3 separate regions of the Homo sapiens genome follow, and regions 1 and 3 are each linked to region 2. A link is a loop called in an ENCODE intact Hi-C map of the cell type or tissue named here. Cell type or tissue: GM12878. All regions are shown on one strand. Links, peaks and the distances in the headings refer to the core of each region. The heading gives the core; the rest is flanking DNA.

What was found. Peaks named below come from ENCODE experiments on the same cell type or tissue, not always from the same donor. Only the 100,000 strongest peaks of a DNase experiment are listed, where the experiment ranks them.
Region 1: it touches region 2 in a loop (4-fold over the local background); 2 of 110 quality-filtered maps call a loop at or near these places.
Region 3: a loop joins it to region 2, with 12 times the contacts of the local background. A loop is called at or near these places in 18 of 110 quality-filtered maps.

The regions. Positions count from the first base shown.
Region 1 is chrX:56,754,659-56,764,802 of GRCh38, reverse strand. All of the region lies in intron 2 of NBDY (negative regulator of P-body association), which reads right to left. Among named protein-coding and RNA genes, the nearest start is that of NBDY, 30 kb to the right of the region's middle. RefSeq lists enhancers at 187-546, 542-1,043, 1,007-1,126, 1,147-1,196, 4,492-4,591. In GM12878, for the core only: a CTCF peak has its summit at 4,522 (motif pointing left); no DNase peak of the experiment used is centred there; H3K4me3 peaks cover 526 bases; H3K27ac peaks cover 954 bases.
Region 2 is chrX:57,116,004-57,126,147 of GRCh38, reverse strand. SPIN2B (spindlin family member 2B) reads left to right here and starts at 4,600. Exons shown (of 2, transcript NM_001006681.2): 1 at 4,600-4,910; 2 at 5,517-6,466. The coding sequence starts at 5,519. The coding sequence ends at 6,295. It also overlaps a transcript of FAAH2 not described here. RefSeq lists a silencer at 4,313-4,432 and an enhancer at 7,655-8,854. In GM12878, for the core only: no CTCF peak of the experiment used is centred there; a DNase peak (open chromatin) is centred at 4,567; H3K4me3 peaks cover 1,537 bases; H3K27ac peaks cover 1,368 bases.
Region 3 is chrX:56,989,985-57,000,128 of GRCh38, reverse strand. It overlaps SPIN3 (spindlin family member 3), which reads left to right and starts at 4,588. Exons shown (of 2, transcript NM_001010862.3): 1 at 4,588-4,913; 2 at 5,180-9,298. The coding sequence starts at 5,182. The coding sequence ends at 5,958. RefSeq lists an enhancer at 4,557-4,656. In GM12878, for the core only: no CTCF peak of the experiment used is centred there; a DNase peak (open chromatin) is centred at 4,518; H3K4me3 peaks cover 2,203 bases; H3K27ac peaks cover 1,862 bases.

The DNA.
Region 1 (10,144 bases), core at 1,902-6,901, 360 kb after region 2:
ACTGTTGCCGGTTCCCCCAAAGTGACCACATAGATGGGAAGCCCTGCTGTAGGTGAGATGGGTGCTCCTAGGCCAGTTTCTTTTTTTTTTTTTTTTTTTTGGTGTTTGTTTTGGTTTTTGGCACCAAAAACAGAAAGAGGGAAAGAAAATGGGGGAAGGGAAAGACAAGACTGCTGTTTGTGGAGCCACATTGCCATCTAGTGGAAGTTGTTTCTGAACACAACAGGATGCACGGACACCTGCCTTCTGCCAGGAACAGAGATCAGCGAGGATGTGCTTAGACTATGTCTAAGCCTGGGTTTCCCCCACCGGGGTTCTGAGCCCTTGAAGGAAGTGTACCTGGCATTGGGACGCTTTGGAGAAGCAACTACTCTAGAGGCCCCAGGACAGAACAGCCAGGCAGCCCCAAGACCAGTCAGCCCAGAGGGCGGAGCTGGCCCGGCAGCCATGTTGAGATGGACATAAACGAAGCCACTGGCCGAGACGGGGGCCGTTTACTCTGGTGTCTTTTGTGGGGAGTTCCGGGGTTCCCTTGGCTGGAGCCACGTGTTGGCAAGGGGGCCCCGATCCTCCCGGGGAACAAAGGAGCTTCGGGATACTGGAGACGTGGCAACCCAGGACCAGCAGTACCTGGAGATGACCAGGGGAACCCATGGTGGGTCGCCCCTACCTGCCCTTTTTTTCGGAGAGAGCTGTGGAACCAGGGAGGCATCCTGGGAATGAGCACAGGCCAAGGGCCAGCTTGGAGTTCCTCTCTTGTCCTGCTTCAGCCTGGGGGCTCCATGCCGCCATCTCTTTTGCGCTCGTGGGGTTTCCCCAGCACTTGTGCCCAGCTGCCTCCGGTTTCTAGATACAGTTTCCGCTTGATGGCAGTATGGCTCCACAAACGCCAACTACAACTGTAACCCTGCCACTTCAACTCCAGGGCCTCCGCCTTTTCCCATGTGAAAAAAGGTAAAGAGGAAAGAGAAACAAAAAAAAAGACAGAGGAGTGAAAGGAATCAGTCACCTGGTCCCAGATTGATCACCAAACTCATGGGACCGTGTGACCAAGGACCAGGACCAGTAGGCTGGAGATCCTGTGGGAATCCTGTTTAGGGAGCCAGCCTTTGCCCTTCCTTTGGCTCTCTGCAGGTTTCATGGCTCTTGCCCGTGCAGAAAGTAAACAACAAAAAACATGATCATTACTGGGACACCACAGGAGGACTAGGATCATAGGGCTACTGCCCCAGGACAAGGTGCTGGTCACCCAGCTGGCTTACACAAGGTTCTGCTGCAGGACTGGGGGTCCTACGAAAGCCTGGAGCTCCAGGTAGAGTTTACCGCCTTGGGCTGACACATGGAGGTCATCAAAATAGGTGGACTGCTCAACTGGAAACCACAGGGCCTGAAGCAGGAGTATCTCTCAGAGAGGACACTCAGCAACTTGCTCAAGTCTGACTCTGCTCAGGCTGTCCTGGGTTTCACACAGATGGGGGTGGGAGGAGGGTGGCTCAGGGGTGCTGGGGAATGCCACCACACACCACAGATTCTTATGGCATCACACAGGGCCAAGGCTCCCAAGGGAACTCTCTCTGTCTCTAACACAAAGTGAGGTTCCTTTTTAAGCAGCTTGACCCAGGATGCTCCAGTTTTACACCAGCTGCTGGATCCTATCTGTTAACAGACTTCCCACATTGATTCTCAGGAGAAGGCGAGAGTTGCCCATCAATCAATGGCATGATGGCCCAGGCCTGGAGTCAGGAATTCTCCCCTGTCTCCTGTTCCCTTTGCACATTTAGAACCTGTGTGGGAGAAATTGTAGGCAGTCTCGTGCCTGTGGTGGTGTGTATGTGTCTGTGTGGGAGAATGCTTGGGCCTGCACCCCTGTGCCCCTGTGAGGTTTCTTGTTTGTGTGTCTATGTGTGTGTTTGTGTGTGTCTGCATGTGTCTCTGTGTGCGGGTGTGTTTGTGATTTCATTTCTGAGGTCCCTAGTGAGTGTGTGTATGTGTATCTGTGTCTATGGTTTGTGGGTGCCTTCCTGTGTGAGAGTGGGTAAACTGGCACATGGCAGAGACAGCCTGCCTGTATACACTGAAATCCGGATAGTTGTGTTCACATGGCTTGACTGGAAGGAGAGGAAATGGGGGAAAACTTGCTGAGGCTCCTACTGGCCAAGATTACATTATTAGATCGTCTTCAAGGAGAACAAGGTAGAAGGATGAATCGTGAGGTACTGGTAGGAAGTGCATTCAGAATGACATTTCACTTAAAAGTAACACATGGGTGGTTTTTTAGAGGACCAGAGGAACTGAACATGTGACCTTCATCTCTGCTCCTTTCAGAACAAAAGTGAAGCTTTCTCCTTGCCTAGCACGCAGAGGGACATCCCCCATTACCAAGGAGCAGAAGAAGCAGTCTCCATAGAACATTTGTCTCGCCAAGATCTGAAAGTGAAAGGAAAAGAGAGAGGAGGAGGAGGAGGAGGGAAGAAAAGAAGAAGAAAAAGGAGGAGGAGGTGGAAAGAAAGAAAGAAAAGAAAAGAAAAGAGAAAGAAAGAGGAAGAGGAGGAAGAGGAAGAAGAACCAGATGGAGAAAAAGAACAAGAAATGGCAGCTTCATGCCACCTCAGCTGTCCTGAAGGATAGAGTTCATGGGTGCCTCAATGCGTGGTGACATACATAACGAGTGACAAAGAGACAACAGTGACATCCCAGTGAAAGGACACACCACCAAGAAGCTTCTTGTTGATGGGATCCCTTGTGAGTCGGATCAAAAGCTTTGATCCACAAATAGGTCTGCAGGGGCTACAGAGGACAAAGATGCAGGCTAAACCATACCCTCTGGATGTCATCTGCAAACCGCAAGGGGCCACGAGCCCCTAGTCTACAAGGCCAATGAAGGGTAGGACCCCAGAAATGGGAGGAGAGAGGAAAAACGGAGAGGAAAAGGACACCAGGGAAAGGAGGTAATCAGCCACCTATGGCACTAGGGAGAGAGGGCAGAAAGGAGAGGGGCACCCCGATTACATCTGGCAGGAGTCAACTGAGGTCTTTCTAATTTCCTGAGGAAAAGAAGGCGTGTTCTCCCTAAATATGTTCGCTTGCCAACCGGACCCTGCCTTCCAGGCGAATCCTGACCTCCCCAAACCAGAAGTGGACGAGAAGTAAAGACAGTGAAGAAGAAAAAAGTGAAGGAAGAAAAACTCCAAAAGTATACTAAGAATCAACGTGAGCAATGAGGATGACAGCGAACAAGAATGCAGAATGTCCCAGATGGACAGGTGGCAACCCGAGTGACCTTCTGTGGCTTCACAGAGGAAGAGCCACCAACCAGCCAGGAGAAAGTGTCAGCCCCTTATGCCCAGGTCTGCACTGCATGTGCACAGAGGCCTGTTGGGCCAGGAGGCTGCCCTGCTCCCTGCTGTCTCCACCCCCAACACATCCCGCACCCTCCGCCAGCAAATATTGGGCAGCCAGACAACAAGGGATGAGGAAGATGAACAAGATGGAACCGGGAAGCTGAAGAACCCTGCCCTCTGAGAGTTGCCTGCACAACAGGACCCAGGTATGAGTGGAGGTGCCTGGGCAGACGCTTGTGAGTGAGTATGAGTAGGGACACATATATGTGCCTGAGGACATTTGGAAGCACAGGTGAAGACAGGAAAAAGTTGAGATGTGATGGGAGTTAAACGTTAAAAACGGAGACCTCTGACAATCAGAGTCACAATGCCACCCCTAAGGATGCAGTCCAGATCTTCCTGCATTCTTATCTTCCTGCTTTTTCTCTAGGCACGCGCCAGTCTCCTTCTTAGGAGGCCTATGCAGATTCATAGAGAAATCTGCAGTGGCTGGAATGCAGACCTACACACCCACACACCCGCCACCCTGTAGCCCCTCACACCTTCCCCAGTGCAACCTCCCCACATCATGCCACAGCCCCAAGGGTGGGATTTCTTGAGGATAGGCTGGTTCATTGGGACCCCCTGCACAAAGAAGAATCCAGAGGGAAGGAGGAAGGCAAGTTTCCCCAAAGTGACCATGTAGGTGAGGAGCAATGCTGAAGATGAGGTGGGTGCTCTTTGGCCGGTTTGTTTCTTTGTTTTTTTTATTTTGTTTTGTTTGTTTGTTTGTTTTTTGAGACAGAGTTTCACTCTTATTGCCCAGGCTGGAGTGCAATGGTGCAATCTCGGCTCACCACAACCTCCGTCTCCCGGGTTCAAGCGATTCTCCTGCCTCAGCCTCCCCGTAGTTGGGATTACAAGCATGTGCCACCACGCCCAGCTAATTTTCTATTTTTAATAGAGACAGGGTTTCTCCATGTTGGTCAAGCTGGTCTCGAGCTCCTGACCTCAAGTGATCTGCCTGCCTCGGCTTCCCAAAGTGCTGGGATTACAGGCGTCAGCCACCGCACCCAGCCCCAGTTTCTGTTTTCTGGTCTTTGTTTTGTTTGGTTGCCAGCAAAAGGAGGGAGAGGAAGGCAAGGTGGGGGAAAGAAAAGGGGTGACTGCCATTTGTGGAGCCACAGTGACATCCAGTGGAAGGTGTTTCTGAACTACAGGCTGCAAGGAAACTTGCCTTCTTCCAGGCACAGACAACAAACAGTGAGGATGTGCCAGGCTGGGTAGACTCAGCCCAAGGCAGGGTTTCCCCCCACCGGGGTTCAAAGCCCTTGAAGGAAGTGTACCTGCCATTGGGACCTCATGGAGAAGCAGCAACTCTAGAGGCCCTGGGACAGAACAACCCGGCAGCCTCAAGACCAGTCTACCCAGTGGGCAGAGACACCCTGTCTTGTGATGGGCATAAGGGAAGCCACTGGGCACTGATGGTCGAGACTGGGGCTGTTTACTCTGGTCTCCTTTGTGGGGAGTTCCAAGGTGCCATTGGCTGGGTCCAAGCTGGGGCCAAGGGGTTCTTATTCTCCCTGGGAACAAAGGAACTTCGGGGTGCTGGGGGCGGGGCGATTCATGCTTGGAAGTCCCTGGAGACTGCCAGGGGAGCCCATGGTGGGGTGCCCCTGCCTGCCCTTTCTTTCAGAGAGAGCTGTGGAGCCAAGGCGCCATCCTGGGAATAAGCACAGGCCAAGGGCCAGTCAGGAGTTCCTCTCTCCTCCTGCTTCAGCCTGTGGACGGCTTGTCGCCATCTGTTTAGCACTCCTGGGCTTTCCCCAGCACTGGTGCTCAGCTGTATCCCAGTGCCAGAAACTGTTTCTGCTTGATGGCAGTAGGGCTCCACAAACACTAACTATAACTGTAACCCTGCTCCTCCACCCCGAGGTCCTCCGCCTTTTCCCATGTGAAAAAAAAAAATAGGAAGGAGAAAGAGAAAAAGTGGGGAGAAAAAGAAAACAGCCACTAGGTCCCAGGTTGACCACCAAACTCAGGGGTCCCAATGACCAAGGCCTGGTAGGCTGGAGACCCTGTGGGAATCCTGTTTCGGCATCCAGCCTTTGCCCTTCCTTTGGCCCTCTCCAGGTTTTGTGGCTGCTTCTAGTGCAGAAAGTAATGACAAAGGACACATAATCATGGCCACTGGGACACCACAGGTGGACTGGGATCATAGGGCTGCCATTCCAGGAGAAAGTGGGAGCCACCCAGCTGGCTTACACAAGGATTTACCCAAGGACTGGGGGCCTATGTAAACCTGGAGCTCCTGGTTGAGATTACCACATTGTCCTGGCACATGCAGGTCACCAGAATGGGCTGATGGCTCAATAGGCAGCCACAGGGCCTGAGGCAGGAGTATCCCTCAGTGGAGACACAGAAAACCTTTTCAATATTCTGAGAGCATTGTGTTCCATGCTGCTCTCCAGGTACCAAGCGGTATGGGTAGGACATGCAACCTTTAGAGCAACGGGGTCATGGCTTTGCACCCAACATGGGCTCTGTATGAAGGCCCTGCACCAGGCTTTTGCATGTCTGCCTGGAGACCCTAAAGGGGCAAAATAATTTGTCCTCCACCGTCTCATTCATTATCTGAGCTGAGTATCTGGCAAGCACCAGAGTTTAGCTTGAGGAGCCCAGAGAGCTCTGTATCAAATCAAGGCACAGCTGCCCCACCACCCTCAAAGACACTCTAGCCTCAACCTCCACTTCCACACCCACCACAGGAACACAGAGGGGCCCAGGAGAAACTGAGCACTGCCGGGGGCCTGGCTACCCATGCACTTCAGCAGAATGACCAAGATGCCGGGGGTACTAACTAGTGAGCCATCACGTTCCAGGGAGCCTGCATGCTCCATCATCAAATATGCCAAGTGGGTCTCTCTAGGAGAGCCACCTGTGGAACCCATCCGGAATATCCCACCCATTCCTGGGCACATATGAGTGCCTGGGTTCCAGTCAGAGAGGTAGCCAAATGCCTCAGACAATAGTCTGTCTCGTCCTGTCCTGCCCCATCCCGACAGATGCCTTTCTCGACCCTGTTCTGCTGGATGGGTCAACAATGTGCAGATGCCTGTTGGACCTGGCTGCCTTTCTTTTTTTCTTTCTTTTTTTTTTTTTTTTTCGAGACAGAGTCTCACTCTGTCACACAGGCTGGAGTGCAGTGGCACAATCTCGGCTCCCTGAAACCTCTGTCTCCTGAGTTCAAGCAATTCTCTTGCCTTAGCCTCCCAAAGTAGCTGAGATTACATGCTAATTTTTGTAATTTTAGTAGAGATAGGGTTTCACCATATTTGCCAGGCTGGTCTCAAATTCCTGGCCTCAAGCAATCTGCCCACCTTGGCCTCCCAAAGTGCTGAGATTACAGGTGTGGGCCACCATGCCTAGCGGACCTGGCTGCTTTTAATCCAAACTTTGATCTCTTTCCCAGGAGGGAGTGTGCTGCCTAGGGACAAGTGTGGTGCACACAAGCAAGTGGCTTGTTTTCCTGTTTATGAGACCTGAGCAGGTTCATAGAGGATTCTGTAGCCACCCTCCTCCAATACCCACACACACCTCCCCTGTTTCCCGGAAATACAAGCTCCCCTCACCATACTACAGCCCCAGTGGTTGTATTTTTTGAAGACAAGCATTCCTTCCTTCCTTCCTACAAGCTCCCCCCACCATGCTACAGCCCCAATGGTTGGATTTTTTGAAGACAAACCTTCCCTTCCCCGCTCCCTTTCTCCTCCCCTCCCCTCCCGTTCCCTTCTCTTTCCCTTCTCTTCTCTTCTTTTTCCCTTTCCGAGAGAATAATCTAGAAGGAATGATGGAAGCAGAGAATCCTCCTACTTTTGCAGGTTTCCCCAATGTGGTCAAGTGGGGGGAGCCCTGCTGAAGTGAGAAGGGTGTACCTTAGTTGGTTCCTCATTTTGTTTTTTAGGTTTTCTTTTGTTTTTCGGATGTCAAGTGCTCACTGCAAAGGGCCACTGAATTGATGGTGCACGAAGCGAAGGAAGGGATGCCCAGAATTAGTGTGTTTAGTGGTTACAATTTTTGTTGTTTATGAAACCACAATGAATAGTTATATATAGTTGCTGTGAAATCAATGCTGCCTTCTTATTTAATCAACGTGCATTTTAAAATTATTCCAATTAACCCTGAGTTCATTTGTCATCCTATTCCTCTGCAGAGTACAAGATGCACTTCTACAAACCTTCAGAAAAATCTAATATAAGGAAATATATTAATGTATTATGAAATAGAACATGTCTCTTGTGGACACTGAATTCTCACAATTAGAATTTTCAATTAACACCTTCCTAAAGTTCTTTAGCAATATATTCTAATTCTGATCATATTTGAGAATTATACTTATCAAAAGCCAGTCAATATTATTTATCGTTGTTATTACAGTTTAATCAGTACTGTTGTGTTAAATAATTTACATTATGTAAATACTAAAATGTGTCTAGGGTCATTTTCTTTTCTTTTCTTTTCTTTTTTTCAGGGAGAGTCTCACTTTGTCACCCATGGTGGAGTGGAGTGGCGCAATCTCGGCTCACTACAACCCCCGCCTCCTGGTTCAAGTGATTCTCATGCCTCAGCCTCCAGATTCACTGGGATTATAGGCATGCACCACCAAGTCCGCTAATTTTTTGTAGAGACAGGGTTTCACCATGTTGGACAGCCTAGTCTCAAACTCCTGACCTCAAGTGATCCGCCCAGCTTGCCCTCCCAAAACATTGAGATTACAGGAGTGAGCAACTGTGCCTGGCCATTTTAGTTTTCCTATATTTATTTACTAAATCTTGCACATTATTTTTCCTATTCGTCTGTTGCCTTCCTTAATGCACTTCGCTAATATGTTATTCTTTTTATTCATTGACAGAGGCAATGTTTTTAAGTACATTATACACTAACTCTTTTTTTATAACCTGATCTTGGTCTTGTTTATGTTTTCTTTCAGTGTAAGTATTTTCTTTATTTAGGTTGTCAATTGTGTTACTTTTTTTTTTTCTTTTTTAGCTGTTGTTTCATGTATCAGGCTTACTTTAATAGGGTGTATCCTTTTCCAAATGGATCTTTTAATTGTTTTTTATTTAGCTGTGGATAAATTAATATATTATAAATTTAACCATTTTATTATTTATTTATTTATTTTATTATTATTATACTTCAAGTTTTAGGGTATATGTGCACAATGCGCAGGTTAGTTACATATGTATACATGTGCCATGCTGGTGTGCTGCACCCATTAACTCGTCATTTAGCATTAGGTATATTTCGTAATGCTATCCCTCCCCCCTCCCCCCACCTCACAACAGTCCCCAGAGTGTGATGTTCCCCTTCCTGTGTCCATGTGTTCTCATTGTTCAATTCCCACCTATGAGTGAGAACATGCAGTGTTTGGTTTTTTGTCCTTATGATAGTTTACTGAGAATGATGATTTCCAATTTCATCCATGTCCCTACAAAGGACATGAACTCATCATTTTTTATGGCTGCATAGTATTCCATGGTGTATATGTGCCACATTTTCTTAATCCAGTCTATCATTGTTGGACATTTGGGTTGGTTCCAAGTCTTTGCTATTGTGAATAGTGCCGCAATAAACATACGTGTGCATGTGTCTTTATAGCGGCATGATTTATAGTCCTTTGGGTATATACCCAGTAATGGGATGGCTGGGTCAAATGGTATTTCTAGTTCTAGATCCCTGAGGAATCACCACACTGACTTCCACAATGGTTCAACTAGTTTACAGTCCCACCAACAGTGTAAAAGTGTTCCTATTTCTCCACATCCTCTCCAGCACCTGTTGTTTCCTGACTTTTTAATGATTTCCATTCTAACTGGTGTGAGACGGTATCTCATTGTGGTTTTGATTTGCATTTCTCTGATGGCCAGTGATGATGAGCATTTTTTCATGTGTCTTTTGGCTGCATAAATGTCTTCTTTTGAGAAGTGTCTGTTCATATCCTTTGCCCACTTTTTGATGGGGTTGTTTGTTTTTTCCTTGTAAATTTGTTGGAGTTCATTGTAGATTCTGGATATTAGCCCGTTGTCACATGAGTAGATTGCAAAAATTTTCTCCCATTTTGTAGGTTGCCTGTTCACTCTGATGGTAGTTTCTTTTGCTGTGCAGAAGCTCTTTAGTTTAGTTAGATCCCATTTGTCAATTTTGGCTTTTGTTGCCATTGCTTTTGGTGTTTTAGACATGAAGTCCTTGCCCATGCCTATGTCGTGAATGGTATTGCCTAAGTTTTCTTCTAGGGTTTTTATGGTTTTAGGTCTAACATTTAAGTCTTTAATCCATCTTGAATTAACTTTTGTATAAGGTGTAAGGAAGGGATCCAGTTTCAGTTTTCTACATATGGCTAGCCAGTTTTCCCAGCACCATTTATTAAATAGGGAATTGTTTCCCCATTTCTTGTTTTTGTTAGGTTTGTCAAAGATCAGATGGTTGTAGATATGTGGCTCCATTCTCATTTCTGATTTACTTATTATTTCAGGTATTTGGTAACGTTTTGTCAATTTTGTTGATATTTTCAAAAAAATCAACTTTTGGTTTGTTTTTCCCTTTATTGTTTTTCTATTCTCTGTTTTGTTTATCTCCACTCTAATCTTTATTATTTCCTTCCTTCTTCTAGTTTTGGGTTTGTTTTGCTATTATTTTTCTTGTTCCTCTAGGTGTAGAGTCAGGTTTCAAGATCTTTCTGCTTTTCTAATGTTGACATTTACAGCTACAAATTTCCCTCTGAGCACTGATCTTACTGTGTCCCTTAAGTTCTGGCATGTTTT
Region 2 (10,144 bases), core at 2,478-7,477:
TACCTTAACTTTTTAGACAACAGATTAGTTAATGATTGTTTTTGAACTTCAAATAAATTGAATAGAATAATGTGTGCCCCTTTGTTGTCTGGCCTCTTTTTTAAACATATTTCAGAGATTCATTTATGTTTTTGCATGTAGTTGTAGCTTGAACATTCTCACTACTGCATGATATTCCAATGTATGAATATACCCCAACATATACAATATACTGCTGATGGAAATGTAGGTGTTTTGTAGTTTGAAGTCATTACAAATAGTTAAACACATTTTTTTCTTTTTCAAACCACTACTGAGGTATGATTTACATACACAAAGCTGTACCTATTTAATGTATACAACCTAATGATGAACACATGCATTTTATAATAAAAAATAGGGTTTGAGATTTCAGTAATAGGAGACTAAACAATTCAAAACAACTTTCCCTGAAATCTGAACAAATTAACTAAATCTGAACAAATATAGTAAAAAAGAAAATCCACTCTCAATGGCATCTAAAAGCTGAGAAATACGAAATAATTACCTAGCTGAGATAGGAGGAGAACAGGTCCAAGAGGCAAACAGGGCATTTGGTGGATGTTTTTCTACTGGCAAAGTTTACCCATTCTAGAGGGAACCACTGAAAGACTTTGATGCTCAGCAGAACTTGTGACTGCTTGTTAAATACATGAATACAGAATCTGGAGTTCAGAACCTTGGTAACCCCCCAACCCCTTACTTTTCATTGAAATTCCAGGGTTGAAATCTTAGGAGTAACAGTTAACCACAGCTTTAAAAAAGCCCTCACTGAGCTTCATCCCTGGGACGCAAGGCTGGTTCAACATATGCAAATCAATACACGTAATCCAGCACATAAACAGAACCGAAGACAAAAACCACATGATTATCTCAACAGATGCAGAAAAAGCCTCTGACAAAATTCAACAGCACTTCGTGCTAAAAACTCTCAATAAATTAGGTATTGATGGGACGTGTCTCAAAATAATAAGAGCTATTTATGACAAACCCACAGCCAATATCATACTGAATGGGCAAAAACTGGAAGCATTCCCGTTGAAAACTGGCACAAGACAGGGATGCCCTCTCTCACCACTTCTATTCAACATAGTGTTGGAAGTTCTGGCCAGGGCAATCAGGAAGGAGAAAGAAATGAAGTGTATTCAATTAGGAAAAGAGGAAGTCAAATTATGCCTGTTTGCAGATGACATGATTGTATATCTAGAAAACCCCATCATCTCAGCCCAAAATCTCTTTAAGCTGATAAGCAACTTCAGCCAAGTCTCAGGATACAAAATCAATGTGCAAAAATCACAAGCATTCTTATACATCAATAACAGACAAACAGGGAGCCAAATCATGAGTGAACTCTCATTCACAACTGCTTCAAAGAGAATAAAATACCTAGGAATCCAACTTACAAGGGATGTGAAGGGCCTCTTCAAGGAGAACTACAAACCACTGCACAAGGAAATAAAAGAGGATACAAACAAATGGAAGAACATTCCATGCTCATGGGTAGGAAGAATCAATATCGTGAAAATGGCCATACTGCCCAAGGTAATTTATAGATTCAATGCGTTCCCCATTAAGCTACCAATGACATTCTTCACAGAATTGGAAAAAACTGCTTTAAAGTTCATATGAAACAAAAAAAGAGCCTGCATTGCCAAGTCAAACCTAAGCCAAAAGAACAAAGCTGGAGGCATCACGCTACCTGACTTCAAACTATACTACAAGGCTACACTAACCAAAACAGCATGGTACTGGTACCAAAACAGAGATATAGACCAATGGAACAGAACAGAGCCCTCAGAAATAACACCACACATCTACAACTATCTGATCTTTGACAAACCTGACAAAAACAAGAAATGGGGAAAGGATTCCCTATTTAATAAACGGTGCTGGGAAAACTGGCTAGCCATATGTAGAAAGCTGAAACTGGATCCCTTCCTTACACCTTATACAAAAATTAATTCAAGATGGATTAAAGACTTAAACGTTAGACCTAAAACCATAAAAACCCTAGAAGAAAACCTAGGCAATATCATTCAGGACATAGGCATGGGAAAGGACTTCATGTCTAAAACACCAAAAGCAATGGCAACAAAAGCCAAAATTGACAAATGGGATCTAATTAAACTAAAGAGCTTCTGCACAGCAAAAGAAACTACCATCAGAGTGAACAGGCAACCTACAGAATGGGAGAAAGTTTTTGCAATCTACTCACCTGACAAAGGGCTAATATCCAGAATCTACAATGAACTCAAACAAATTTACAAGAAAAAAACAAACAACCCCATCAAAAAGTGGGCAAAGGATATGAACAGACACTTCTCAAAAGAAGACATTTATGCAGCCAACAGACACATGAATAAATGCTCTTCATCACTGGCCATCAGAGAAATGCAAATCAAAACCACAATGAGATACCATCTCACACCTGTTAGAATGGCGATCATTAAAAAGTAAGGAAACAACAGGTGCTGGAGAGGATGTAGAGAAATAGGAACACTTTTACACTGTTGGTGGGACTGTAAACTAGTTGAACCATTGTGGAAGTCAGCGTGGCGATTCCTCAGGGTTCTAGAATTAGAAATACCATTTGACCGAGCCATCCCATTACTGGGTATATACCCAAAGGATTATAAGTCATGCTGCTATAAAGACACATGCACACATACGTTTATTGCGGCACTATTCAAAATAGCAAAGACTTGGAACCAACCCAAATGTCCAACAATGATAGACTGGATTAAGAAAATGTGGCACATATACACCATGGAATACTATGCAGCCATAAAAAATGATGAGTCCGTGTCCTTTGTAGGGACATGGATGAAGCTGGAAACCATCATTCTCAGCAAACTATCGCAAGGACAAAAAACCAAACACCGCATGTTCTCACTCATAGGTGGGAATTGAACAATGAGAACACATGGACACAGGAAGGGGAACATCACACAATGGGGCCTCTTGTGAGGTGGGGGTAGGGGAGAGGGATAGCATTAGGAGATATACCTAATGTAAATGAGGAGTTAATGGGTGCAGCACACCAACATGGCACACGTATACACATGTAACTAACCTGCACATTGTGCACATGTACCCTAGAACTTAAAATATAATTTAAAAAAATAAAAATGAAAATAAAATAAAAAGCCCTCACTGAAACTATGACATATCTGCAAATTGCTTTCCATAAAAATTGTATAAACTTTCACTTGCATCAGCACTAGATATGAAGCTTTTTCATGATCAATGACATTAAGTAATATTTTAATGTTCTTTCATACTTTGACTGTTGAATCGAGATTATTATTACTTCTATTTTTCCTTGTAGATGTTATTTTATTAAGTGTAGTTGTTCTGTTAACATCCGACTCATCCCCTCATTCAAATACCATAAGTATCTGAATAAGAAAGATACCATTAAGCATTGTTTTGTTTACAGAGTTTTTGGTTGGTTCATTTGCTTTCTGTTCAATTTTATTTTGCTGCTTTTTACCTTTTAATAAATCAAATATTGATACTGGTACAACATTAGTATACAACCTTTCTCAAAATATTTAAATAATTATTTCAACATTCCTTAAAGAATACCCAACGTTTCTCCACTGATTTATAAAACTATAACTTTAATTATTTCTTATAAAGTTATTTTTTTGCAAAGCTTTCTATTCCGATACATAGATCTGATTACTGGTTATTGTGGAAATATTATGTCAAATGCCCAGTACTGGGAGAAAAGCCAAATTATAAATCACTTTAAAATTGAGTTTTACGGACCAAGTGCAAGATATGTAACAGGTGCTCAATAAATATTTGTTGAATGAAAAAATCGATTAGAAAACATCTAATTTCCTGGAAAAATTAATAGACATGAATTGCAGATAAAAAACAAATCCCAGTTTTGCAAAAGTTTAGGAAAAAGGAAAAAAAACTATGAGCATTAATATTTTGCTGTGAGGCCCTCAAAAATGGGAGATGGGACTGCAGTTGATGATTTTCCTCTTAATATTAATTTCCTAAAATGTAGATAGTGTTCACGTTGTACATGCAATTATCTTGCAATAAAGAAAAGGAAAAAAAAATCCCTCGAAAACAAAAACAAAAATGCCAGGAAATATCAGTCAGCAAAAATTAGGTAGAGACTGGGTCAAAATGGCAGACTTACCATAGTGAATTTCTCTGTTCCAACTCCAAATCCTTTCAAAAAGAGGAAAGACATATTTACGTGTAAAGAATAAATCCATAAGGGCATGGGACGGTGCAGGGGCAGGGGTGGGCGCGGGGGTGGGCGCGGGGCGGCAGCAAGGCGAATTCCAAGAAGATGGAAAGCAGGGCAGGCAGACTAAGAAGGTGGAGGTGGGAACCAAGTGGCCCTGAAACGGGTGAGGAAGGGGCCACAGGGTTCCGAGGACGACTGTGGCACGAACTACTCCGGATTTGGAAAGAGGCGGAGTCAGAGCCCATAGCTCCGCCGGGGCTACAGGCTGTGTGGTGGGCGTGGGAGCCTGGTGGAGAGGAGAGCCGGGTGTTTGACAGGAAGAGGAGGCCTCTCTCTGGGCAGGAAGCTGCGCTACGGAAAGAGGGAGGAGACTGCCGCGGCGACAGCAGGGACTGGTGGAATCCCGATGTGGCTGAGGGGCCGCCACCGCCAGCAGGGAGGCGGAGGGCTAGCGAGCCAAGCGGTGGGGACGCCGCTGCCTTCCTCTTTGCCTGTCTCGCCGCCCTCCTAGACACGCTCCTCATCTACGGATCCTACCCTCCCCGCTCTTGCAAGCATTCACTCGGCCGGTCGCCTGCTGACCCTCCTTCGCCACAGGCTCGTAGCGGAGGCAGCAGCGAGGTGTCCGATTTGGGCACGTGAGGCCCGCGATCCCCGGCGGTGGACGCCAGGCAGGGCAAGGCCATTAGTGGGCGCCAGAATGGAGAGGGGGATGGGAAGGAATCCAGCAGGAGACATGGGGTGGAGTTGGGCGCCAGGCAAGGGTGGGGTGGGGGAGTGCGGTGAGCAACATGAAAAGGGGGTAGGAACGGGAGCCAGACAAGGATTTGAAGGTGAGCGCCGGGAAGCAAGGGCGGTGGGTACCAGAGAAGTGGTTAGGGTAGGCAGGGGGTGTTGTGGACAGCAGCTGGGACGCTCAGGGAAGGAGGGCAGTGGGTGCCGGTCAAGGCCTCTTTGCAAGGGGATTGGAAGTGGACGCCAGTGGTAGCAAGGGGTTCCGGGAGGGCAGTGGGCTCTGAGCTAGGAGGAGGTGGCCCAGCCACTTCTGCAGAGTTCCTAACCCCAGACAGCTCTACTGCACCACCCCAGCCCTTCCCCACAGCCCAAAGGAACTTAAGAGGGAGAGCACTGCGGGCATGCAGCCAGGATTTCCAGCATTGCTTCCAGGCTCCTAGGGGAAACTTAGGCACTAGCGCAGACTACATCCAGACATGGCTATAGGGAAAAGTTTGCCTTGTGGCACACTGGGTGTGTCTCTCTATCCTCTCTCCTCCCCCAGCAGGCATGAAGACCCCCAACGCACAGGAAGCCGAAGGGCAACAAACCAGGGCAGCTGCAGGACGGGCCACTGGGTCTGCAAACATGACAAAGAAAAAAGTCTCCCAAAAGAAGCAGAGAGGCCGACCTTCATCCCAGCCCCGCAGGAACATCGTGGGCTGCAGAATTTCTCATGGATGGAAGGAAGGAGATGAGCCCATCACGCAGTGGAAAGGAACCGTTCTGGATCAGGTGCCTATAAATCCCTCTCTTTATCTGGTGAAATATGATGGAATTGACTGTGTCTATGGACTGGAACTTCACAGAGATGAAAGGGTTTTGTCTCTTAAAATTCTTTCTGACAGGGTGGCATCATCTCACATTAGTGATGCCAACCTTGCAAATACCATAATTGGCAAAGCAGTGGAACATATGTTTGAGGGAGAGCATGGTTCTAAGGATGAATGGAGGGGGATGGTCTTAGCTCAAGCACCTATCATGAAAGCCTGGTTTTATATTACCTATGAGAAAGATCCTGTCTTGTACATGTACCAGCTTCTAGATGATTATAAGGAAGGTGACCTCCGCATCATGCCAGAATCCAGTGAGTCTCCTCCAACAGAGAGGGAGCCAGGAGGAGTTGTAGATGGCCTAATAGGTAAGCATGTGGAATATACCAAAGAAGATGGCTCCAAAAGGATCGGCATGGTCATTCACCAAGTGGAAGCCAAACCCTCTGTGTATTTCATCAAGTTTGATGATGATTTCCATATCTATGTCTACGATTTGGTGAAAAAGTCCTAACTGTTAGGGTAAAATTTGGCACATGTGTGGAAACAAATGTATAATTTGTAGACATGCAAAAAATGTTGCCTTTCAGTGTATTGAAAGCTTATGGAATCCCTGATAACTAAACATCTTTGCCAGCATTAACTGTTGTTTTGCTCTAAAAAATACAAACTTGTGTGTACATGACATGCTGTGTGTAAGCCCTTTGTCTTGTTGAAAAGATCGGGTGTGTTTGGTGAATGGGGCATGAAAAGAAGGAACAGCTATCAGAGAGCTTGTGGCTTAGAGGAAAATACACAGAATAAATTGAGTAGAGAGGAACACAAAGAACCTTAGAAGAGGTCCAGAGTAAAGAGGAGAAGGATCAACCTGACAGGGTCTGTGGAGAGGATAAAGGATACTCAATGGAAGAGGCTATGTGGGTTAGAGTGTTAGAGAGGTTAGAAGAAGAGGGCCACTGAGGAAGAAGGAGTTCAAAGAAGAAAGACTGACAGAGGGATTGGGAATACAGGAAAAGAGTTGTGGGGTGTGGGGCCCATGAGAGATCGGAAGGCCCAGGAAAATGTTGGACTTCTGGTAGTGTCCACATTGCTCTTCCTGGCTCTATGCACAAAGGAAGTGGCATCTGTCAAAGATGCCAGATACATTGGAGGTTCCCTAGAAGGGCATTCTGACAAGGATGACTCAGTAAGGTTAATCAGGAGGAAAGTTTATACCCGTAAGGCTTTTCCTGTTTCAGGGAGTTCAGGACGCTCCTACCCAGCAGAACCCCAACCCTCAGCCTGAACACACTAACACGGTTCCCCACATGTGCTGGGCTGCGGGCTGCCTCCTCACATTTGTCCTGCGCTAGATAAACAATATTGGTAGAGGATGGGTTAGTGGGTCAGAACTTAAGAGATGTGCCATCTTGCATTTGGAAAGTACTTTACCCAGAAAAAAATGGAACCTTACTGAACTCAGGTACAGCAGTCTCATCACACCGGTTCCTTCTGCTGGAATGTTTGTTTTCTATCTAGAGACGAGGGGCATCAGAAGATTGAGCCTAGTGTTTCTCTCCAGGTTATGGGGAGTTCCTGACTGTCCACACTTCTTTCAGCAGCTGCCTGAAACCACAGGTGGTTCCGACAAATAATCCACTAAAAGAGGCCTGCTGTCCCAAGAATCCACATTCTGGTTAGACCTTCCCCACAAAGCTGGTGTCTGCAGACCCCTCACAGGCACCTGTTGGCCAGTCTTGCCTACCCCAGCTCACAGAGACCTGTGATGGAATTCTGGTCAGCTCTTTGTTTCCAGGTGAGGCAGATGCCATGGGGCAGTTGGGCTGGGAGTTGTGACTTGGTATAACTAACTCATTCAGCTGTATAATGTCACAAAAAAGGGTCAAGGCTGGTGGGGAGAGGGAGCAGCAACCCACAAAAAGTCCCTCAGAACTATGGTGTCTGATGCAAAGATAGATCTGTGTCTTTCTCTTCCTCCCCTCCTTGCCTTTCCCAAGTCTTTCTCCTGTAGCCCATCTGAAAACCCTCTCACTGCTTTCTGCAACCACACCGTTCACTAAATTATACCTCTGACCCCAAGAAAGAGTGCTGGTGACTCCCTGCTGCCCAGGTTACCCTAACTCCATGCATAGTGGGAGATGCAAGGAGCTTCCAGGAGTTGAAAGAAGGTGGTAAATAGAGTTTATTCTCTCCACCCAACATGGCCTGAGGCTGACTGCCTCAAGAATTACACAAGGCAAGCCTACCTCACCGTAGCAAGGATTAATTTTCTTGTGTACATCACACAATTTCGTCCAACAAAATCCAGCAAGGTGCCCAGGAACCAGTCTCAGACAGCTGCCAGGTTATTTTCATCTTTGTGTTTTTATTGTTTTCTATTTTTAATTAGGTACTTTAGACATTTGAGAGATTTCACACGATGAAAATTTATGTCTCTGGCATCTCCTGAAATTGAAACAGAATGACAACAACAACAAAAATGTGAGGATCAGGGCCCTCATTCCAAAAAGGATACATGCAGCTGGGCCTTAGGTAGGTCTCAGTCCAGTTTAGACTCCGAATACCCTCTCCAGTTGGCCACACCCCCAGCTGGCCTGCTTTACTCTAATAAAATGCACAGTCGTTCCCTGGAAGCGTTTGCACTTGTAACTGGGGCCACACCCTGGAAAAACTGCCCCTTTGACTTGCTTTGATCCCATTTGCTTTTTAATTTACTTGTTTTATCTTTACCCCACAAATACTTACTTCAGGTGGGCTCTCTGCCAGGCACTCTTCTAGGCACAGATACTGATAATGTAATAATGAACAAAAAAGCAAACTAAAATTCTTATCCTCATGGAGGTTTCATTTTAGTGTGGGGGACAGACAGTAGCCAAAATAAGTAAGCAATTATAATGTATTTTCATAGTGTCTAGTGTTAAATAGAAAAACATAAAGCAAGGAATTGGGATAGAAAATTTCAGGAGGGAAGCTGAAACTAGATAGACAAGGTATCCAGGGAAGGCCTCACTGAGAACTTGGCTTTTGAGTCTCACCTGAAGGCAATGGGAGAACTGACCCTGTAGCTGTCTGGGGAAGGAGCATTCCAGATGGAGGGACAGCACGTGCTGAGGCCCCAAGACAGGTTTAGGCCTGGCATGTTTGAGGAGCAAGGAGGATGTTATCATGTCTGGAGCTGAGTGAACAAGGCAGAGAAAAGCAGGAGGTGGTTTCAGAGATGTAATGGGGATGAGGGAGAGAGGCAGACAGCTTATAGCCCTGTAGGTTTCAAAATGCAATTTGGCTTTTACATTGAGTGTGATGCAGAGCCATCCATGTATTTATAGTGGAGGGCATACAAGATTTGTCTTAGTTTTACAGGATCACTCTGACAACTTGCAGAATAGTTTTTATTAGTATATGATGAATAAAGGGAGAATAATTAGTAGGCTATTCCAATTATGTAGATTACAGATAATGGTGGGTTTCAGTACCCTGATGGTAGTAGACATGGTGAAAATTAGTTGGGTCTGGCTGTTTTCAGGTATACCCTGCATGTTTTCCTATTTGATAATGCTGTGCAGTGGAAGATAAATATGAGTCCAGTACAACACCACATTTTCTGGTCTTCTTTTGAAGATTTTCTTAAGAGAAACAAATTCCCAGTGAAAACCATACATGACAAGTTGGTCTCTGTACTCAGTGCCTGGATTGGGTATAGAATACTGATGAAGTGATCTCTAGAGAATGAGAAACCAACCCAGAGACTCATTGATAAATTGTTGTTTGCCCCTCTGGATAACTCCCCTAGCTATTATGTAGGACTTTGTTGCCTGATATTGAGAATTGAGTCAGCCAAAAACATTGGAAGTTTAATGTTATGAGACACAGGCAGCCATTATACCACACAGAATCGAAAGTAAATGCTAAGCCTTGCTAATGGTACAGTGCAGCTCTGTCACTACTTTGTCAGGCACAGCTGCTATAAGGAGAAAAATCATTAGAAATGGGGCAAGTGATCTCTGTGCTTAATGGAGATCAAATTCCATATGCATCCATCTTAGTAGGTTGGAGAATTTTCATGAGGGAAAGAATCAAGCTTTTATAGCTCTGTTAGATATGGATGCCCAAGTAAACTCTTCTACTGAACTCCTGGAAGGAGAAAGCATCCGAAATTAGGTAACAGGGTTTGGCCAGGTTTACAGCAGGAGAAAGAAAGAAGCCAATATGACCTTGTGAACAAAACTTTTTAGGCCAATTCTGCGTACTGATGCTGCTACCTTCACATCTGAATATCACTGGGAACTGATGCTTGTATTTCCCTGTTTCATAAGTGGCAGATGAAATTTCACCATACACAGATAAGTACGAGTGGGACACATAA
Region 3 (10,144 bases), core at 2,415-7,414, 130 kb after region 2:
TTGTGGCCCTGTCCCCTAAATGTATATGTTAAAGCCTAATCTCCAGTGTGATAATATTTGAAGATGGAGCCTTTGGGAGATAATTAGGTCATGAGGGTAGAGCCCCTATGGATGGGATTAATGCTCTTATAAGAAGTAGCCAGAGAGCTAGCTCTCTCTCTGCTCTCCACCATGTGAGGGTATAATGAGAAGATAGCCATTTGGAACCAGAAAGAGGGCCTATCCCCAGGGAACGAAATTGGCCTGTACTTCTTATCTTGGACTTATCTGGAGACCCAGTCTCCAGAACTGTGAGAAATATATGTTTATTGTTTCAGCCACTCATTCTATGGTAATTTGTTATAACAGCCTGAACTAAGACAAGATACAATATCAAGGCTTAAAAATCATGAGGGCTCAATCCCACAAGACTGCCCTGCACTTTAGATGCCAATTACAAGTTCCAGATTATGATCTGTACTTCTAACAGACCAACTATAAATCAGGGTTCTCATTCAATTAATTTGCTAGAGCAGCTCACAGAACTCAGGGAAACACTTTACTTACATTTACCCATTTATTGTAAAGGATATTACAAAAGATACAGATGAACACCCAGAAGGAAGAGATACATTGGGCAAGGTATGTGGAATGGGGTACCAAACTTCCATGCCCTGTTCAAGTGAGCCACCCTTCAGGAACCTCCACGTGTTCAGCTATCCCAAAGCTCTCTCTTTTTTTTTTAATTTTATTATTATTATACTTTAAGTTTTAGGGCACATGTGCACAATGTGCAGGTTAGTTACATATGTATACATGTGCCATGCTGGTGTGCTGCACCCATTAACTCGTCATTTAGCATTAGGTATATCTCCTAATGCTATCCCTCCCCCCTCCCCCCACCCCACAACAGTCTCCAGAGTGTGATGTTCCCCTTCCTGTGTCCATGTGTTCTCATTGTTCAATTCCCACCTATGAGTGAGAATATGCGGTGTTTGGTTTTTTGTTCTTGCGATAGTTTACTGAGAATGATGATTTCCAATTTCATCCATGTCCCTACAAAGGACATGAACTCATCATTTTTTATGGCTGCATAGTATTTCATGGTGTATATGTGCCACATTTTCTTAATCCAGTCTATCATTTTTGGACATTTGGGTTGGTTCCAAGTCTTTGCTATTGTGAATAGTGCCGCAATAAACATACATGTGCATGTGTCTTTATAGCAGCATGATTTATAGTCCTTTGGGTATATACCCAGTAATGGCATGGCTGGGTCAAATGGTATTTCTAGTTCTAGATCCCTGAGGAATCACCACACTGACTTCCACAAGGGTTGAACTAGTTTACAGTCCCACCAACAGTGTAAAAGTGTTCCTATTTCTCCACATCCTCTCTAGCACCTGTTGTTTCCTGACTTTTTAATGATTGCCATTCTAACTGGTGTGAGATGGTATCTCATTGTGGTTTTGATTTGCATTTCTCTGATGGCCAGTGATGGTGAGCATTTTTTCATGTGTTTTTTTGGCTGCATAAATGTCTTCTTTTGAGAAGTGTCTGTTCATGTCCTTTGCCCACTTTTTGATGGGGTTGTTTGTTTTTTTCTTGTAAATTTGTTTGAGTTCATTGTAGATTCTGGATATTAGCCCTTTGTCAGATGAGTAGGTTGCGAAAATTTTCTCCCATTCTGTAGGTTGCCTGTTCACTCTGATGGTAGTTTCTTTTGCTGTGCAGAAGCTCTTTAGTTTAATTAGATCCCATTTGTCAATTTTGGCTTCTGTTGCCATTGCTTTTGGTGTTTTAGACATGAAGTCCTTGCCCATGCCTGTGTCCTGAATGGTAATGGCTAGGTTTTCTTCTAGGGTTTTTATGGTTTTTAGGTCTAACATTTAAGTCTTTAATCCATCTTGAATTAATTTTTGTATAAGGTGTAAAGAAGGGATCCAGTTTCAGCTTTCTACATATGGCTAGCCAGTTTTCCCAGCACCTTTTATTAAATAGGGAATCCTTTCCCCATTGCTTGTTTTTGTCAGGTTTGTCAAAGATCATATAGTTCTAGATATGCTTCCAAAGCTCTCTTAACCTTGTTATTTTGGGTTCTTATGAAGGCTTCATTATGTAGACATCATGAGCCATTGGTGATCGATTCAACCTTTAACTCCTCTCTGCTCCAATCTTCTAATCATGCCCTGGTCTTTGCCGTGAACAGCCCACATCCTGAAGCTATCTAGGGGCTGCCAATCATCAGTCATCTTATTAGCATACAAAAGACACTCTTATCTCTCAGGATACTTCAAGGGTTTTAGGGGCTGTATGCCAGAAAAGGAGATCAAAGAGCAAATATATATTTCACAATATCACAGTAAACAATTCCATTTACCATAGCGTCAAAAATAATAAAATAACTTAGAAATAAATCTAACCAAAACTATAAAACATTGCTGAAATAATTTAAAGAAGATCTAAATAAATTGCAAGATACCCAGTGTTCATAGGAAACTCTGTTTGTGGGAAATTATGCCCTCTGGAAACTCTGTGTTCATGGATTGTAAGACAATATTGTTGAGATAACAATACTTCCCAAGTTTATCTGCAGAGTCAGTGCAACCCTTATCAAAATCCCAACAGTCCTTTTGTTCAGAAAAGGAAAAGACAATCCTAAAATTCATATGAAATTGAAAGGAACTATGAAATTAGCTGAGCATGGTGGTACATGCCTGTAACCCCAGATACTCAGGATGGTGAGACAGGAGAATCGCTTGAACCCGGGAGGTGGAGGTTGCAGTGAGCCGAGATTGTGCCACTGCACTCTAGCCTGGGCGACAGAGCAAGACTCTGTCTCAAAAAAAAAAAAAAAAAAAAAAAAAAAAAAGGAGCATGAGTAGCCAATACAATCTTAATAATATTTTCAGAGAAATCACACTTACTGATTTCAAACATACTGCACAGTTACAGTAATCAAAAAATAAATGTGGTTCTTGCATAAAGATAAATTAAAAACGTGGTTTTTGCATAAAATTCTATGAAATAGAATTAAGAGTCCAGATATAAGCCTATACATCTGTACTAAATTGATTTTCAACAAGTATGCCAAGACAATTAAAAAGGCTAAGAATTGTCTCTTCAACAGAAGGTGCTGAGACAACTGGATATCCATGTGCAAAACAATGAATTTGGTCCCCTTCATCACACCATACATAATAATTAACTCAAAATGGGTCAAAGACATAAATATAAGAGCTAAAAACAAACAAAATTTTACAAGAAAATATAGGGGTACATTTTCATGAACTTGGATTTGGCAGTGTTTATTTAGGTGTGACTCCAAACGCACAACCAAGTTTTAAGCTTTTGTGCATCAAAAATACTATCAAGAAAGTGAAGACACCCCACAAAACGGGATAAAATATTTTCATATCATATATCTGATAAGGTTCTCTCATCCAGAATTTAAAAAGAACAATTAACAGCCCTGCTACAAACAATTCATTTAAAAAATGAACAAAGCACTTGAAATAGACATTTCTCCAAAGATACACAAATGTCCAACAAGCACACAAAAAGATGCTCATCCTCATTAGTCATTAGAGAAATGCAAATTAAAACCACAATTAGGTACCACTTCATACCCACTAGGATGGCTGTAACGATAAAACTGATTGAATCACTTCTAAAATGTCTTTCTCCACAGATTTATGATCTCACAAATTCCTGTTTTAATTATAGCAATTGTTCTAAGTTTAGTGTCTAGGTTATTCTGTTCAAGTGAACAGAATAATTCATGCGCAAGCACAATTTATAGGTATTTAACAATTAAACGTCTGAAGATAGGAGGCAACGGCAAAATTATGAAAAATCCTAATGCTTAATTTTATGAAGCTACTACAAAACATGTTCTCAGAAAATATCTAAAAAATTGAGCAAATGTTTATTCTACATGGAAATGAGCAGGACATGAAAGTGCATATTCAAAATTATCCAAGCTTTGTAAGAGCTTAGAAAAAAGGAAAAGGAAATAGTGTTAATATTTCACTGTGAGCCCTGGAAAATGGGAGGCCGGCTTAGTTAATTATTTTCTCTTCATGTCAATTTTCTGAATTTTACAGTGTCAATATTGTGCATGCAATTCTTTTGCAATCAGGGGAAAAGAAAAGAAATCCTCAAGAAGTTAAGTCTGGGAATGACAAGTCAGTAAAAATTACGTAGATTGGGTCAAGATGGCAGCCTGAACACTGAGCAGTAGCGCATTTCTCTTGTCCTACCACAAATCCCCTTCAATGGAGGGTGGGGGGACGCGGGGAGGGAGGGGAAAGGAAAGGGCTAATTCCTGAAAGGTGGAAAGCAGAAGGGGCAGGGGCGCAGAGGGTTGAGGTTAGGTGAGGGGAGGGGCGCGTGCTAAACCAGAAGAGGTAAACCAATGCAGTGAGAGAGAGGTGGTTGTGGGCTCCACAGCTTCTGATTTGGAGGAAGCTGCGAGACCGAGAGCCTAGGAGCACCTTCCACGCCCAGGGCTGTGGTACAGGTTGGTGGGGGAGGGGCGCCACGCGGTGTTTGGCAGGAAGGGGAGGCCTCTCTACTGACCGGAAGCTGCGCTAGAAAAAGAAGGAGGAGACTGCGGCGCAGCAGCGACTAGTGGGAGTCCGATGTGGGAGAGGGGCTGCGGCCACCGCCACCGCCGCCGCCACCAGGAAGGCGGAGGACGCAGGAGCCAAGAGCAAGGGACGCCGCCACGGTCATCTTCGCCTGCCCCGCCGCCCTCTTAGAGACACTCATTGCCTATGGATCATCCTCTCCCAGCTTTTGCAAGCACCGGGCTGCTCGCCCGCTGATTTTCCTCCTCCATAGGCTCACTGCGGAGGCAACGGCGAGGTGTCCGATTTGTGCACTTGAGGCCCGCAATCCGGGACGGTGGGGAATCTGCGCCTCCTGGCCGGGTAGTGTTGGAAGCAGGGCGAGGGGAATGGGGAAACGCTTCGTATTTCACCGAACCGCAGATCTTAGCCAGACTGAGCTGGGGAGGAAGGTTACTGCAGGCACTCAGCCAGGGTGCCTTGATTTCCAGCTTTGCTATCTAGCTTTCGGGAAAAACAGGTGTGGGTTTACTGGGTGCGCTGATTAGGAGAAAAAGCTCTCCGTGTTATGCATTGATTTTGTTAATTTCCTTTCTCGGTCCACCTGGCAACTGTGCTCCTCTTCGCAGGCATGAAGACCCCGTTTGGAAAGGCAGCTGCAGGGCAGCGGTCCAGGACGGGCGCTGGCCACGGCAGTGTGTCTGTTACCATGATAAAGAGGAAGGCTGCACACAAGAAGCATAGGAGCCGACCCACCTCCCAGCCTCGGGGGAACATCGTGGGCTGCAGAATTCAGCACGGATGGAAAGATGGAGATGAACCTCTAACACAGTGGAAAGGAACCGTTCTGGATCAGGTACCTGTAAATCCCTCTCTGTATCTTATCAAATATGATGGATTTGACTGTGTTTATGGATTGGAACTTCACAGAGATGAAAGAGTGTCATCACTTGAAGTCCTTCCTAATAGAGTTGCATCATCTAGAATCAGTGATACACACTTGGCAGAAATAATGGTTGGCAAAGCAGTGGAACATATTTTTGAGACAGAGGAAGGTTCCAAAAATGAATGGAGGGGGATGGTCTTAGCTCAGGCACCTGTCATGAACACATGGTTTTACATTACCTATGAGAAAGATCCTGTATTATATATGTACCAGCTCTTAGATGATTATAAAGATGGTGACCTCCGCATCCTTCAAGATTCCAATGATTCTCCTCTGGCAGAGAGGGAGCCAGGAGAAGTCATAGACAGCCTGGTAGGCAAACAGGTGGAATACGCCAAAGACGATGGCTCCAAGAGAACTGGCATGGTCATTCATCAGGTAGAAGCAAAACCCTCTGTGTACTTCATCAAATTTGATGATGATTTCCATATCTATGTCTACGATTTGGTAAAAACATCTTAGAGGTCATCTTGAAATTTGCCAAATATATGAGACTCTAAATCTGTAGACACAGAAAGTCTTGATTGCTTTCCAGTTTGTAAGAACCATCTTCTCCCTTTTTGCACGTTTTGCTTGGCAAAAAAATTGGAACTTCTGCCCTCTCATACGTTTTTGGAAGAAACCTTTTGCCCATCTGTCCAACCTTTTCACTGGTTCCTCTCCGCAATTTAACTGATTAGTGAGAAGGGTAAAGTCTGACATCCATTGGCTCATACTTTTTTTTATCTTGGGTGGTGTTAATAGATTAAAGGTAGCTGAACACCTCTCACCTCACTCTTTTTGGCACTTGGACTCTACACTCATTGAGGTGTGAAGCTTGCTGAGATATCCCATGTGACTGGCTGGGTAAGTGTCTTTGCAATCTCAAATCTCCCCCAAGTGGCTTCAAAAATCTAACTTGGGAAAGAGTGGGAAGCCCATTTTGGTCTCTTGTTCAAGTTGCATTCTCAGTTCTAACTGTACTAAAAGTAAGGCTAATAATTTTGCTCTCTTTCCGGTTCTTTCACCTATTGCTCAACTGTTTTAGAATTAAGAAGGTAATTACTTTGCATTTTAGTACCTAACCATAGGCTGAGAAACCTTGCAAAACTGATAAGAAGACAAGCATTTGGGGACCAAACTCCAAGTGGAGAGATCAAGATTTCTGGTGGAGCTTAAGTGAAAGGTTTTAGTCATCAGTGGCATTAGGGTCTCTCTTGTCTCCAATAGCTCTGGCTGGTATCTGCAGACATGGAGTAGGTTTTAACTGATAGAAGCTGTGCAGGCAGACTTTAGCACAAATGGTCTTTGCCAGCCCAGAGGAGCATTAAGCCAGGCTCTAGCTAGAGCCCTCAGTCACAGGCAAAGGCTGGGTTTGGCTGGGTTTGGACAGATCTGTCCAGAACCTCAAAATGAAAGAGGAGAAACCTAGAATCAAACTGAGATACAGATTTCTTTGCTGTGCTAAGAGAGACTCAAGTTTTAGATTTGATTCTTAGGAGACTGAATTCAGAGTCCCAGCATGTGAGGTGGGCAAGGCACTTGTGAGAACCAAGAATGGCTGAAAGCAGGCTATACTTCCTTGCAGGGACTGGTGGGCTCATCTATTATGGTATCCCAGCAGGACTTGGAACACAGTCAGTGGTAGGTAATCTGTAGGCTTAATGATGTTTTAAGTGCTGGCATTGGTAGATAGAAATCTAATAGATTTTTGTTAGTGTTTGGATTTTTAACTATCCTGTTTCTTGGCTGGCCCTAAGAAACTTATATGCAGATAAGGGTGAGTTCTACTGTGGCAGAAAAGTAAACAATGGAAGGGCCTTTGAGCTTTCCATTATTAAAGAGCCATTGGCGGAGGTTAACCAAAGCCTAGGAAAGAAAAGTTGAAGTACAAGCATGGTTTTTGAGAGAAGCACCTGGCCAAAACCAAAGCTTTCTCATTGAGGTTCTCACAGAAGCTCCATTAGCAGTAACAGCCTAATAAGGCCATGGAGTTCTGCACATTTGGGGCTGGGACTCAAGGCAGTACAATCATATTGGGACTGTACTGCAAGATATCTTCCAAATTAGTTTAAGTTCACAGGTCATGGAGTCCAGACTACCGGCACAGATTGGCATCCTGCTGAGGATGAAACAAAGAAGATGTTCTCTTTTCTCCTATGTTTTATCTGTCTACTTTTGCTTTTTGATGCCACTAAGTCTCTACTATGATGTTTGACTGACAACAGCAATGTGGGTCTGTATTGCCCTATGTTCTAAGTCCTGGGGTCATATATTTGCTTAAAAAAACTGTTCTAGTGGCTGGGGACTAGTGTGCTTTCTAATTTTTTTGATGTGAGGTTGATATTGTGATAATCTTATGTCTTCTTGACCCTTTGGACTCTTTAATATGTATGACATGCAATTGTGGGGTTAGATTAATTCAACTCCTGAGGTCCTGAAGGAACTTCACCCAGTCAAGAGGAAGACAGCCAAGGCTGCAGCTGCTGAAGGAACCCCATATCTGGGCAGACATCTTTGTGAGATCTATATGGCTGAAATGAGAAAAACGAGAAATTGGGAAAGGCAGAATTTTGGACTTTAATTATTTTGGACTTTGAATTAGAAATTTAATTTTGGGCAGTCCTTTTTCCCTTGGAGTTTAATAGTTGATGGGGTGGGGGTGAGGTCATATAGTTCAAACTAAGGCATTTTTATTATGTTGTTGATATTGTATTATTTGGAGTATTTTAATGCTATCTTTGGGAGTCATTGTATAATTGTTGTCAGCTATGTCAGGAAATATGGCTGGACATAATTGTAAATTAGGGCTGCAATTGTGATCAAATTTTCAGTCTAGGGTGTAATGTAGCCTTAGAGTTAATTTAATTACTGTTCTATTTTGACTTATTTCAGAGCCTCTTGGGGGCAAAAACAACTGCTCACCAATCTTACATTGATGGGAGCAGAACTTTTCTAAGATACTGTTGGTCTCCCTGGAAGGGGACAGCCACAGCCCTGTTTGTTGACCAGAGTCTTGAGCATTAACCATTGTGGCTTAAGAGAATGAAAATGTACAAGGGTATGATGGGATCTATCCTCTTCCTCTCTCCATGCTCCTGACTCAAGAAAAGGAAAAGACTTGCATCTCTCAAAAATGTTTGGAAGAAAGTTCTACCCATCTTCTCTTACACTCATTCAATCTTATGCTTGGGAGGAGGAATAACTTGATGAGATTGAGAAAATGGTTATAATGGATAGGCAGCTTAGGCCACTCTTGGATCTTGAGTTCGTTCCACACAGCAAGATGTGGGAAAGACTGCAGTCCTTCACTACATGGCTGGGTAAACATCTGCTTTCTAGACCCAACTATCTCTCCTTGGGGTGGGGGAATCCCAAAGTCGTTAGACTTATGATAGAAGTTCATTTCAGCCTCAGGTCCAAGCCATGTTCTCCAATCCAGCTCTATCAGCTATAAAGCTGGTATCTATTTTGATTCTTTTTTACAGTTTTAATATATAAATTGTTTTTTAGAAAAATAACACATGCCTATGGTAAAAGTCAAACAGTATAAAAGGGTATACTATTAAAAAGTAAGTCTCTCTTCCTCCTTCTCACCCCTGGCCTCAGTTCCCTGGTCCCATTTTCAAAAAGTAACAACTGTTACCAGTTACTGATGTATCATTCCAGAGATATTCCATGTATTTACAAGCATATTGTGTGTGGGTATGTGTGTATCAGGTTTTTTTTTTTTTTTTACACAAATGGTGGCATACTATACATGCTGTTCTGAATTTTGCTTTTTTCACTGAACAATATATTAAAGCTGATATCTTAATCCCTATTTGATTCCTGTGTATATTTTTTAATTGGTTCAGAATCTGGAAGGGAAGGAGGTGTAATTAATTCAAACCTTCAGACCCTAACCCAGTTTAATGAAAACTTACATGACCCTACAAACCCACAATTTCTGCCAGTCCAATTTTTCTCAAAAGTAGAATGTGAAATATATGTGAACATAACGTATTCTCTGAGAGGAACTTCTCAAGAGAGGCCAGTATATTTTTACTGAGGGAAGTTAAAAGGAAAACCAATTATATATTGAAGCTGTGGGGAAAGTTAAGGTACTATATAATTAATAAACCAGAAATGAAATGAACAATTATTTTTTTCTGTTTAAACTTGCACTCACATCTACTGCAATATGCAAATTCATATTTATAGCTTTGATTTGCCTTTTCTAACAGAACTTGCCTGCATGTAACAGGAAACCCATTTCAAACAGGCTTAAACTGTTACCAAACGTTGATCAATATAAATTTAAAAAAAATCTAGAGCTCAGATGGGCTTCAGGCATAGTTTGAATTGGGGCTCAGGCTCAGTGTTTATGATTCTTTAGGATTTTCCCTCTGTGTGTCAGTTTCATTCTCAGGCTGTTTTTTCTTATGGTAGCAAAATTGGACCAGCAGTTCCAGGCTACAGCAGTCCAATCTAGAGAAAGATAGATAACCTGTGTCCTATGATGTATTCTCAGCTGGCTTAGGTCAGATACTTTGACCAATCACTAAAATCTCAGGGATGAAATACACTGATTGGCTTAGCAAGGTCAGGTGTTCCATCCCTAACCTCTAGGGCAGTGGTCCCCAATTGTTTTGGCACCAGGAACTGGTTTCATGGAAAACAATTTTTC